Linked DNA regions of Homo sapiens: region 1 is linked to region 2. The links are chromatin contacts, found by Hi-C or POLR2A ChIA-PET in ENCODE. All regions are on one chromosome and are shown on one strand. Each heading gives the region's core, a stretch centred on a gene start or an enhancer-like site at or near the end of the contact. The rest is flanking DNA. Distances are from core to core; before and after follow the strand shown.

The links. A loop is a pair of places that touch in the nucleus more often than their neighbours do. ChIA-PET counts read pairs that join two places held with the same protein, here RNA polymerase II (POLR2A). Pooled maps may share reads with other maps.
Region 1: a pooled map shows a loop between it and region 2 (1.8-fold over the local background). The contact joins two enhancer-like sites. A Hi-C loop is called at or near these places in 5 of 50 pooled maps. POLR2A ChIA-PET finds 5 or more read pairs at or near these places in 5 of 52 experiments (AG04450, GM10248, Panc1 and 2 more).

What each region holds. Positions count from the first base shown.
Region 1 is chr9:105,383,476-105,389,349 of GRCh38, reverse strand. SLC44A1 (solute carrier family 44 member 1) reads right to left here. Exons shown (of 16, transcript NM_080546.5): 15 at 3,848-3,928; 16 at 1-317. The coding sequence ends at 294. Among named protein-coding and RNA genes, the nearest start is that of FSD1L, 62 kb to the left of the region's middle. Within about 2 kb of position 3,814, at least 7 of the 41 ENCODE cell types and tissues checked have a DNase peak (open chromatin) inside an H3K27ac peak, as active enhancers do.
Region 2 is chr9:104,865,837-104,871,700 of GRCh38, reverse strand. All of the region lies in intron 5 of ABCA1 (ATP binding cassette subfamily A member 1), which reads left to right. Among named protein-coding and RNA genes, the nearest start is that of ABCA1, 59 kb to the left of the region's middle. RefSeq lists an enhancer at 2,429-2,518. Within about 2 kb of position 2,845, at least 24 of the 41 ENCODE cell types and tissues checked have a DNase peak (open chromatin) inside an H3K27ac peak, as active enhancers do.

The DNA of each region.
Region 1 (5,874 bases), core at 2,565-5,064, 520 kb before region 2:
TTTAACATTTCCATTAAGACAATTACAGTTGAAAACATTAAATGACGGAAGTTGCCTTGTAAAAGCCACCCGTATGAAAGGAGTACATGTTTGACAAAAATAAGCATAAAAAAGGTATTAAATCCCTGTTCCTTTTCTCTGATTTTGGCTGATTTATGTGTGTGTGTGTATATACATATACATATATACACACATACATATACATATATACACACACCCACACACACAAATACATAGTTATGTGTATATATTGTTTTGGAATGTCAATGGGTTTCCATAACCGTCGGCTAGGTTCAAGCAGAACTTGCTCCCGAAGCCTAGAAAACAAAGTCATACAGAGTATAATCTTAGACAATTACCATTAAAAGGAGATCATGAATGATGTTACAAATATACACATGGTCACAAACAGCAAGACAGCAAAATGGACTGAGAATCCTTCTCCCCTGAATTCCTGGAGCTGAAATTCTTATGAATGTTGAAAGTCACACTTTATCCAGGATCATCTCTGAGATACACAGAGCATACTTCTCTGGCCCATGTTCCTACAGTGTCTAGGATTTTTCCTCCCTTTTCTCTTTAAGTTCTTTCCTATATGATAGCAAGCAGACAGTCAGAAAATCTCTTTCCTAAACCTCTTCATCACTTTTGGTACATTTTTCCAAAATCACTTTCAGAGAATCATAAAAAAATTCATAAATCTTTAAAGTTTCCTTAACTAGCGAGCCTCTCTCAGGGAAAAGTTCAAGAACAAAACCGGAAGTTCTCATGTTTAGTTCAATGATCTGCTGTCAAAAGGAAAATATAAAACCTCATTTTACTGAACATTATTTTATAGGCTAAAAATGAAGCCTAAATTAAAATATCTCATTGAGGAGGGAGGAAGATAGTGAATTCAAACAGCAGCAATGTTTCTAGAGCTAATGCAAAATAGGCATGATGCTCTTTTATAGAACTTTCATCTACAGCAACAATATGTGAATTATATCAAGCAAATACAAATAAGCAATCCTAAATTCTATCAATCCCCAAACTTTCAGTAGAAATTTCTGAAATACTTTTTTAGAAACACATGCAAAGGAATGGTGTTAGTAGGGGCCAACTCTAATCATGCATACTATGGAAGAGAAATAAAGAAGGTACTAAGGTGCTGAAAAAATAAAACTACTCTGTGAGCAGCATTTCACACTTGTCTTCTGGGAACTTTTTAACCATTTAAAACATCATTCTTAGGGACCCAATGCTACAATGTCCAAAGCACCAGAACAATGCACATAGAAGATGTATTTTGGGATGCAGCAGAGGGTTTTTGCCATTAATCTGCAAGCAATGAACTGATGAACAGCATAAAATGAAAGCAAAAATTAAATAAAGATTTTAATGCATTGTTTGAAGTAAGGGACACTATTTCAAAACTGAAAATACTAATAGGAAACAACTCTTTCTAAAATATTTGGCATCTGGTAGAATGCCACATAACCTGGGCAATTCTCCCAGGATTATTACCTATAAATTAGGAGTTTAGGTAAGGAAAGTATACTTGCATTCTGATCTACTACAATTCATCTACCATTCATTAAAGAATACTATAGAAATCTGTGCCAACTCATGGCCACATTACCTAGTCTTCAACCTCGAAATATTTCTCCCTTTCTTTAAATGCTTATTACTGAATGATGTAATGAAAGCTTCAATCACTAGAAAGACAGAAAAGGGGGAAAAGCTTGGTTTATATTTTAAGATTTCATATGTCTTGTTAAGTTTTGGGCTTAGAATCGATTTGCTGAACAATTAGGACCTCCAAGCAGTAGAAGGAAGGAAGCCTTCCTCATTTCTCCATGTTGCCATAGGGTTGGCAGAATCTCCACTGCTGCCCTCCTCAGCTTTTGTGAAATAAGAGGGATACAGAAAGGTGTGGAGGGCAGGCATGGAACCTGATGGGAAGATTACTGGTGTGCCTCCATCTGCCCAAGCAATCATGTCTAGGTGATGCAAACTTAAAATTCAGAGCTATGTGGGTACTAGAGTGATCTGTGCTCTGGGATTCTAAACATTTAAATTTGATTTTATAATTATTCATGCTATTAAGTAAGAGTAACACCAAAATAGGCACTGGAAAGGGTTACAGAGGAAAGGTTTTATATCTAAATATTTTATTGAGGCTTTAACTTAGGTTGAATATGCGATTAGTTTGAATATACATATAGCCTCCCTGCCTCCCTCCAAAAATAAACCTATTTCCTTTACTCTTAATTAAATGAGCTTATTTTATATCATATATATATATATTTTTTTTTTTTTTTTTTTTTTTGAGATGGAGTCTCGCTCTGTCGCCCAGGCTGGAATGCAATGGCGCCATCTTGGCTCACTGCAACCTCTGCCTCCCAGGTTCAAGCAATTCTCCTGCTTCAGCCTCCCAAGTAACTCGGATTATAGGCACACGCCGCCATGCCCAGCTAATTTTTTTTTTTTTTTTTTTTTGGTATTTTAGTAGAGACAGGGTTTCACCGTTTTGCCCAGGCTGGTCTCAAACTGCTGAGCTCAGGCAATCCACCTGCCTCGGCCTCCCAAAGTGCTAGGATTACAGACATGAGCCACCATGCCTAGCCTACTTAAATGAACTTATTTTATAGCATATATTTTAAAGTTGAAAACCTACAAATCAGGGGTATCCAATCTTTTGGCTTCCCCAGGCCATCCTGGAAGAAGAATTGTCTTGGGCCACATATAAAATACATTAAGGATAGCTGATGGGCTTAAAAAAAAAAAGGCAAAAAATCTCATGTTTTAATAAAGTTTACGAATTTGTGTTGAAAGCCTTCCTAAGCCATATGCGGCCCACAGGCAGCAAGTTGGACAAACTTGCTATAAATCAAATCATTTACTAAAGTGTAAAGAAGACAGAAAGGAAAGTCCTTACCTCACACTTTTGAACATTATATGCAGTCAGGGGACACATTGTTTAAAATTATTTAAGGATGCAGACAATTATATAATATTTGAAAATAAACATGCTATTTAAAAAAATACGTGTTTAAATTAGGAAGTAATTAGACCAATATATGATAGAGGCATCTGTTTCTATGCTATAGTGACAATATCCATGTGAAAAGCAGCTCAAGGTTCTCTTACACTCATTAAGCTGCTTTTTTCAAATAAAAGTGGAGTAGAGAGATATATTTGTGTACATATACATATATAATATCAACTACCAGAAATAATTTATCCATCTCACAATTAAACTGGGAGAAGACTAGATTGTCTTACTGAGTGGGAATGTGGGTATTGATGAAAACAGCCTTGTTTGCTACTGAAAAATAGCTTAAGAAACAAAGAAAGTACAACCTAGGCAACAGAAGAAAAAGTCAGCCAAGGGAAAAGGACAGCAATGTAAGCAGAACCATACTTTTAAAAGGGGGAGTATGAATTTTAGCAAGTTGAAAGGAATTGCTATGATCACCTTCCAAAATGATAAAAATCAAACCGTCAGTTCAAGTGTACACCAAAATGTTCAGTCTGATGAAAGCCAAACACTGACAGTTAAAAAGGAAACAAGAGCAACAGCAGTTTTACCTTAGGGAAAAAACCATCATCCCCTACCCGCCCCTGCCGAGCACTGACGAGGATGCTGTTCCTTTCAGCTTACTTTTATAGAAGGTGGTCTCAGTTGTGACAAGAATTCTGCCATCCAAGTGATGGGTAAGCACACAAACAGAAAGAGCAGCATGTCCTGCGTGATACAGATAACAAAAGCTTCTCCTGAAGAAGTGCAGTCAGTGAAGACAGAGAGAGAGAGGAAGTGAAAGTGAAATTCTTGGAGGGCGGCCACCTCCTCATCTCCACCTACCATCGGCTTTAGCTCTCTGGAATCAGCGACGCCTCCCTTACCAGCTTCTTTCATTGCTTTCCTACTGTTTTCCACAAACTCCTGCAAAATATGGACCATATTGAATAAATTCTTGGGTCCTTTCAGATTTGTTAGTAGATGAATTCTAAAGAACATCTACATTTTTGACTCAATCTTGGTAAATGGATGGCTTAAAAACATAGCAATAAATAATGTTTAGTATCACACATGAGAGTTGCTAAATTTGTAGAAATGGACTCTGCAATTCGCTGATTAAAAAAATCTTCTTTCCATCCATTCATTGTGACAATCTTACTAAGGCTCCAAGAGATAATGTTAGTTCTACCTGGAAGAGAAAATACCTAACATTTTTAAGAGGCTATTTTCTCATACTCAGAATATCATTTTATTTGTTGTTGTTGTTTTTTTCTATATCAAGGTTAAATGAAACAACAAGAACACGTTACTCCATAAGCCTCCACTTTTAAATAACCATAGAAGGTAAAAGAACACATTGATACTGCTAAGCACATAATGCTTTTTTTCTTAACCAAACCATAAACAAACTACTCTTTTTAAAAAAAGTGTCAATCTGACCATGACATTACTTCATGAAGCAGGAAGACAGGGTGTATCAACCAGAACCTATGGTTAGTAGTAGTCGAAATGGGAATGTGCCCAAAGGGAACATTTCTATTCTGTCAACGTTTACGGGGAACTTCTTCATTAAATATCCTCACCATTCCTACAGAGAAAACTGAAGGGTGGAAAACAGTTATTTTTTACTCTGCTTTTGATCAGTGACTTAAAAAACAGTAACACTCTTCTAAATGCTTTAGTCACAAAAGAGATACAATAATCATGATCAAATTCCATTAAGAAAATAACCAGTTAGAATTAGTTTAGACATTAAGAAAATGTCCAGAATTTAGCTGATGTTGCCAGAAAAAGAGAAAATCAGTGCCAAATAGGTCAGCTAAATCATTTGGAATTCTTGCTATTGAAAAGAAAAAAAAAATCTAGGCTGGGCATGGAGGCTCACACCTGTAATCCCAGCATTTTGGAAGGCCGAGGCAGGCAGATCACCTGAGGACAGGAGTTCAAGACCGGCCTGGCCAACATGGTAAAACCCCATCTCTACTAAAAATACAAAAATTAGCCAGGAGTGGTGGCACATGCATGTAATCCCAGCTATTTGGGAGGCTGAGGGAGAACTGCTTGAACCTGGGAGGTAGAGGTTGCAGAGCCAAGACCATGCCACTGCACTGCAGTCTGGGTGACAAAGCAAGACTCCGTCTCAAAAAGAAAAAAAAAAAAATCTAGCTTATTTATTAATACACTTATTTTAGATTTAACTGGATAAAATATGCTCCTGGAAAATGACTTGTTATTTCAATGTATAATGCTTAGTATTCAATATTACCCATTTTGAGATAGAAATATTTCACAGCTTAATAGCAAACTACTATTATTTAGAAAGCATCTTTACTTTGGTAACATTTAACACTGATTATAACAGTACTTAAACCATTTAATAAGGTTTTCAAAATTTTAAAGAAATTTAATTGAGGTTCTAATATGAAAAATCTGCATATATCTGTGTAAAGGTTCAGATCTTGACTAATAAATAACTATACACTCTACCAGTCATGGGTCTGTTATCGGTATTCATCACAAAATGCTTTCAATTTGGCCTACCATATTTAAGATAATGAGTTTTAACCAGGGTTGACAGCAGTAATGTTTGGGGCAGTGGTGGATAGAGAAAGACAGGTAGGCACTAGGACCTGGGAAACAGGATATTTTGTCTTTGAGCCCCATTTCAGGAAAAGGCTAGAAGCTAGTTTAAAAAGTCAATTCAAATCTATCTAACTACAGAGAGAGGGGCAGCAAGAATAGGGTGAACTTAGGACTATTAACCAGTACTGCTCTAGCTAGGTGGATCTGAAATGATCTTGTCCATGCCAAGAAGCCGTCCTCCCTGACTTACCCTAGATTAACCTCATTTATGAGTCAGTGCTATGGGG
Region 2 (5,864 bases), core at 1,596-4,095:
TCTCATTTTTCTGCCTCTCTGGTCTTCAGGTAGAGTTTTCATCTCAGCTATCTTCTTGCTTTTTCTGATGTTGGTTCTTTGTTTCTTCTTCTCATTCTGTTCAGGTCCAAAATTCATTTGGGTCAATGTTATGTCTTAGTGTTATCTTCCATTTCCTTCTGAGCTTCAAAGCCAGGCTGACTGTGCCCTTCCACGCCCTGGCCAGTGTGACCAGGACATCCTTTCCCTCTGGGGCTGCACTGGCTCTTTGGGGGAATTGTTACCATTCAGGGTCTTCAACCCTCATTCTAGGGACTTCCAGTAACTTCTCCCACCTTCCCTCTTCTCAGTAAGACATGGGTATTGTCTTATTCTGTTTCTGCTGCTAGAAGAAAATTCTCGAGACTGAGTAATTTATACACAATAGAAATTTACTTCTCACAGTTCTGGAGGCTGGGAAATCCAAAATCAAGGTGTTGGCAGGTTTGGTGTCTGGTGAGGGCTGCTCTCTGCTTCTAAGATGGTGCCTTGTTGCTGCATCCTTAGGAGGGGACAAACGCCATTTCCTCAACTGGCAGAAGGGACTGAAGCCTCTCCCTCAAGCCCTTTTATAGGGGTCCTCATTGTCAGGCCTCTAAGCCCAAGCCAAGCCATCGCATCCCCTGTGACTTGCACATATACGCCCAGATGGCCTGAAGTAACTGAAGAATCACAAAAGAAGTGAAAAGGCCCTGCCTCGCCTTAACTGATGACGTTCCACCATTGTGATTTGTTCCTGCCCCACCTTAACTGAGTGATTAACCCTGTGAATTTCCTTCTCCTGGCTCAGAAGCTCCCCCACTGAGCACCTTGTGACCCCCTGCCCCTGCCCACCAGAGAACAACCCCCTTTGACTGTAATTTTCCATTACCTTCCCAAATCCTATAAAACGGCCCCACCCCTATCTCCCTTTGCTGACTCTCTTTTCGGACTCAGCCCACCTGCAGCCAGGTGAAAAAAACAGCTTTATTGCTCACACAAAGCCTGTTTGGTGGTCTCTTCACACAGACGCACATGAAACTCATGGTATCTGTGAGGGGCCCTAATGCTATTGGTGAGGGCACTGCTCACATAACTTAATCACCCCTTAAAGGCCCTGCCTCTTAATACTGTCACATTGGTGATGAAGTTTCAATGTATGAACTTTGAGGGGGGACACGTTCAAATCATAGCAGGTGTGCTATTGCCTTACTAGCAAAGTAATCTGGGGGAAGATGAGTAATGTCTCGTTCCACCCCTGATTCCAGTGCTGACTGATTCTGGAGTGGCAGAGAGGGTTGGAGGCTCACCGCTCTGCTCACCCGACCCTCTGGCCATCTCCTCTTAGAATGCAAGGGCAGGGATTTTGTTACACAGCGCCTCTTTTGTTATAGGCTAGCTCCTGCCTTCAAGGAGCACTGAGAAAAATATTATCCCTTTGAACCACAACACTAGTATTTTGGGTACTGTAGCCATTCAGAAGTTTGTTGAACTAATACAAGTTTATATTATTTGTAAAATACTAGAAGGAATGTGTGGTTCCTAAAGTTATGGTATTCCCATTGGTTGAAAGAGAAGACTCTGGCTTCCTAATGCCTTGGAAGGTTCAGGGAGCATAAGCCTAAATATCCTGGTTTCTCTTGGGAATTCTTCACAGCTTGTCATCTATGACTTTATCCACATTTATTTTGAACATGTTTAATTTTCAGCTTGTATTTTCTCAAGGAGTATGTGTGAGTCAGCATTCAGAGTACTTAACACACTTAGTGTCATTAGTGATAACTTAACCCACACGTATAGGAAGCTAGACCTCCATTTACAGAAAAATGGAGGCTCAGAGAGCCTAACTGACTTTCCCAAGGCCACATAACTGGAAAATTCTGGAACTGAGTTTTTTCAGGTATGTCTTGGTATCCCTCGGTGAGCCTTCTCTGTAGAGAAGGAAGTGTCTCCTGGGTTGGAAAGCCCAGGCCGGGATGAACAGCATGGGTGTCCTTAGGCTGTGTGTACCACACACCCCTGGCCTACTCTCCCCTGCTCTAAGGAGTCACCTGAAGGAGCAGCTGCATCACCCCGCCTCACCCCTTCTCCTCAGCACCCAACAACCAGGTCTTCCCAGAGAGTGCTCAGCTATTGGTGAAGCAGGCATCGTCTATTCTTCAAGAAGACAGCAGAGCATCAGGAAAACAAAACACCAAAAAAATACCATAAAGACACTGGAGTGTATTTGTTACCAGCCCTTGTATAACAGAGAAGTATTTCAAGGTCTTATTTGTAAGGCTGGACAAGCTCAGGCTGATTAAAACCACGAGTTAGAATTTGTCTCCCGCTCCCAGGCCCTGCTCAGTTGACAGCTCCTAGCAGGCTGGGAGGCCCCACCCCACCCCCACCCCAGGGGTCCATTGAAGAAGACCATCTGGGCCTGGGATGCTGATGTGATTTTCCCTACTTCTCCTTTTTTTTCATTTGCCTCCTCCACCCACTTCTAAAGCAGCTGATTGCTCTGGTTCCTTTTCATGTTGAGCAAAAGAGAAGACAGATCTTGAAACCTGAGCTGGGGACTGGAGGGCACTGACCGAGAGTAACCCCGTCTGGCTCAGCTCAGCTCAGCAAAGGGCTTTCCTCCTCCGCCTTCCTGAGCTGCTCTCCCTCCTCTCCTTTCCTCCTTCTTTCCCAGCCTCCCCCAAGCTCCTTCACCCCTCTCTTCCCTCTCCTCCCTCCTCCCACCTTCCTTGTCCTCTATGCTCAGAGAACTGAAGGAACACTGAATGGCCTGGAAAGCAGGACCTCGCCCCCACCCCGCGTCATACCCCTCCGCCTGCACGTGCAAATGTGTTCCTCAGCTTGGTCCCAGAGGCCTGGACCTGGGTCCCAGAGGTCCCAGCTGGTTCCCCGGCTTGGTCCCAGAGGCCTGGATGTGTGGCAAGAAGCTGAGGGTTCTGCTTCGTTTCTTCCAGCCCACAAACACACATGTCACCTGTTTTTTGTTCTTTTTCCTTTCCTTTGCCCCACTTTACAGAAGCTCTTGGCTAATTGGTAGGTCACTGTTTGCTCCTCCAGGCAAAACCAAGGAGGCTGAGCTCAGCAGGTCAAGTATTTTGGTCTGTATTGAAGAGACTGTGGTGGGAGAGCCCTCTTGACCTTCTGCTGGATAGTGACTTTCTCTTCTGCTGGCAGCAGTAGCCCAGCTCCGCATCCTGTGACAGAGGTCATACCTTCCAGTTACCCGAGCGAACACTTGGAGCAAGTCAGCTTTTTCCCCTGAAACAGCACGTTCACGTTCTTGATCTTTGGTTTGCACAACAACCTGTGAATGTTATTAGCCCCGTTTTTTTTGTTTGTTTGTTTTTTGAGACAGAGTGTCGCTCTTGTTGCCCAGGCTGGATTGCAATGGCGTGATCTCGGCTCACTGCAACCTCTGCCTCCAAGCAATTCTCCTGCCTCAGCTTCCTGAGTAGCTGGGATTACAGGCATGCGCCACCACACCCGGCTAATTTTGTATTTTTAGTAGAGACGGGGTTTCTTCATGTTGGTCAGGCTGGTCTCGAACTTCCGACCTCAGTTGATCCACCCGTCTTGGCCTCCCAAAGTGCTGTATTAGCCCCATTTTATATCCAAGGAAACTGAGGCTTAGGGAGATTTAAATAGGGGGGAAAGTATAGCTTCATGATTACACAGTCAGGAAATGGCAGAGCTGACTCTTGAATTCAGACCCTGTGATGCTGTATCCAGTGCTGATTTTGTTTTGCCCTGTGTTCCTTTCAGTGTCAGGTAAGAAGACCTCAGAGATCATCTTCTCCAACCCACACATTTTACTGATTATAAAATCCAGGTCCGCATTAACTCATTGGCCAAAGTTAAGTGGCTAAATGACTCTCCTGTTCAGGAAGTATTCCCTGTCTTGTGTGGAATGATTGGTCTTTCGTCCAGGTCATCTTCCACCTATATCCATCCTTGCAGTGACTGGTGGATATGATCATTCCTGGTGATTCCCTGTAAAATACTAGATTTATTTATTCTTTCATAAAGTTATGAGTAGACAAATCAGTCAGCTTCAACCTTTCCTTTACCTTATAGATAGTATCAGCAGAAAGAACTCAATAATTCTGTCTTAGGAACTCAGCCAGGCTAATATGTATTATAATACACACATACATATGCACACACATACACACATGTGCATACCTTAGATCACAAATTCAACATCTCAACTTAGCCGCCAAAGCCACTTCTGTGTCTTGTCTATTCTGAATATGCTTTAAGGTTAAATTAGCCATGAATCTGTTCAGATCAGTCATTCCTGAAAATGATGATGATATTAGCCATCCTTTACCGGGCACCTTACTCAGTGCCCGGCATTATACTAGGTCTGCAGGTACATTTGCTCATTTAACACCTAGCTCAGTCCAATGAGGTGGATGCCATTGTCATCTCCATTTTATCATTTAATCAACTCAGCCTTCCTCTCTCCTGTTCCCCACTCTGCTTCTAGCTGCCACTCACCTGACTCTCCTCTTGATCTGGGCTGACGTGGCTGAGTGGGTTTAGCAGAACTCTTGTGTCCTCTTTACTTGGTTTGTTTCAAGTTCATGTCCTGCTTCATCTTTTCCCTAACTCACTGCAAGGTGAATTTTCTTCTCTGCAATCGGCAATTCCCCAAATCACATCAGGTCATTAATTTATTCACTCATTTGTATTCATTCATTCATTAGTTCATCCATCCATCTATTCATTCATTCATCCAATTTACTGAGTGCCTCCTCTGTGCCAGGCACTGCTGGCTTTGGAATTAAAAACCCTGGCCCTCAAGGAATTTCTATTCTTCTGGGAGCAGGATATTTACATGGGTGACTGCAGCTTGATCTGTGTGGTACTAGTGGAAAACATAGGATGTTGGGCACAAAAGAGTCACAAAACGCCGGGCGCGGTGGCTCATGCCTCTAATCCTAGCACTTTGGGAGGCCAAGGCGAGTGGATCACCTGAGGTCAGGAGTTCAAGACCAGCCTGGCCAACATGATGAAACCCCAACTCTACTAAAAATACAAAAAGGAATAATAGCTGGGCGTGATGGCGGGTGCCTGTAATCCCAACAACTCGGGAGGCTGAGGCAGGAGAATTGCTTGAACCTGGGGCTTTGGAGGTTGCAATGAGCCAAGAGCGGGCCACTTCACTCCAGCCTGGGTGAAAGGGTGAAACTCTGTATTAAAAAAAAAAAAAGTCACAAAAAAGGGCTGGCCACCTAACCCAGCTTGAGGATGGGAAGGCCAGGGCAGGCTTCCTGGAGGAGGTGACTCATGGGCCATGTCATGAGGATGGGGTAAGAGGAGAAGGTATGTTTCAGACATCTGGCTTTCTTAATATTCTTGGCTTTCCACCCATTTTCCTGCCAGCAACATAGGGGAGAAGACTGAGACCAGCAGATACAAAGCCACTGTACTCTGTCCTCACCCCCTCCTTTTTTCTCCCCTTCCTACTACCCAGATCTGAGGTTTTGAGAAATCTCTTCTCTAATTATCTGCTTGTTCATTCATTTGTTGAGAATCTACTATGTGCATAGCATTATGACCACAAAATGTCCTGGTCGTTGTCATCATGAGAGGTCTTACCCCTTCCTCTCCAGCCACTTCTAGGGATTTTTGACTCTGTCCTTTTCCAGAACTTGGCTCCAGTCTGGTTGCTCGCCATGAAGCACTTACAGATAAACCTCATCTTGGGCCAGTGCTTCCATTTACTGTCTCCTTTTGGCTTGCTTATCCTTCCTTCTGCCTTCTTGAATTGATTTGCCTCTTTATCTCCCCTTTCAGCCTTGAAAGTTCCTCGAAGGCAGGGACTGTGTCCCCATCTTTTCTATAAATGGCATTGTTGT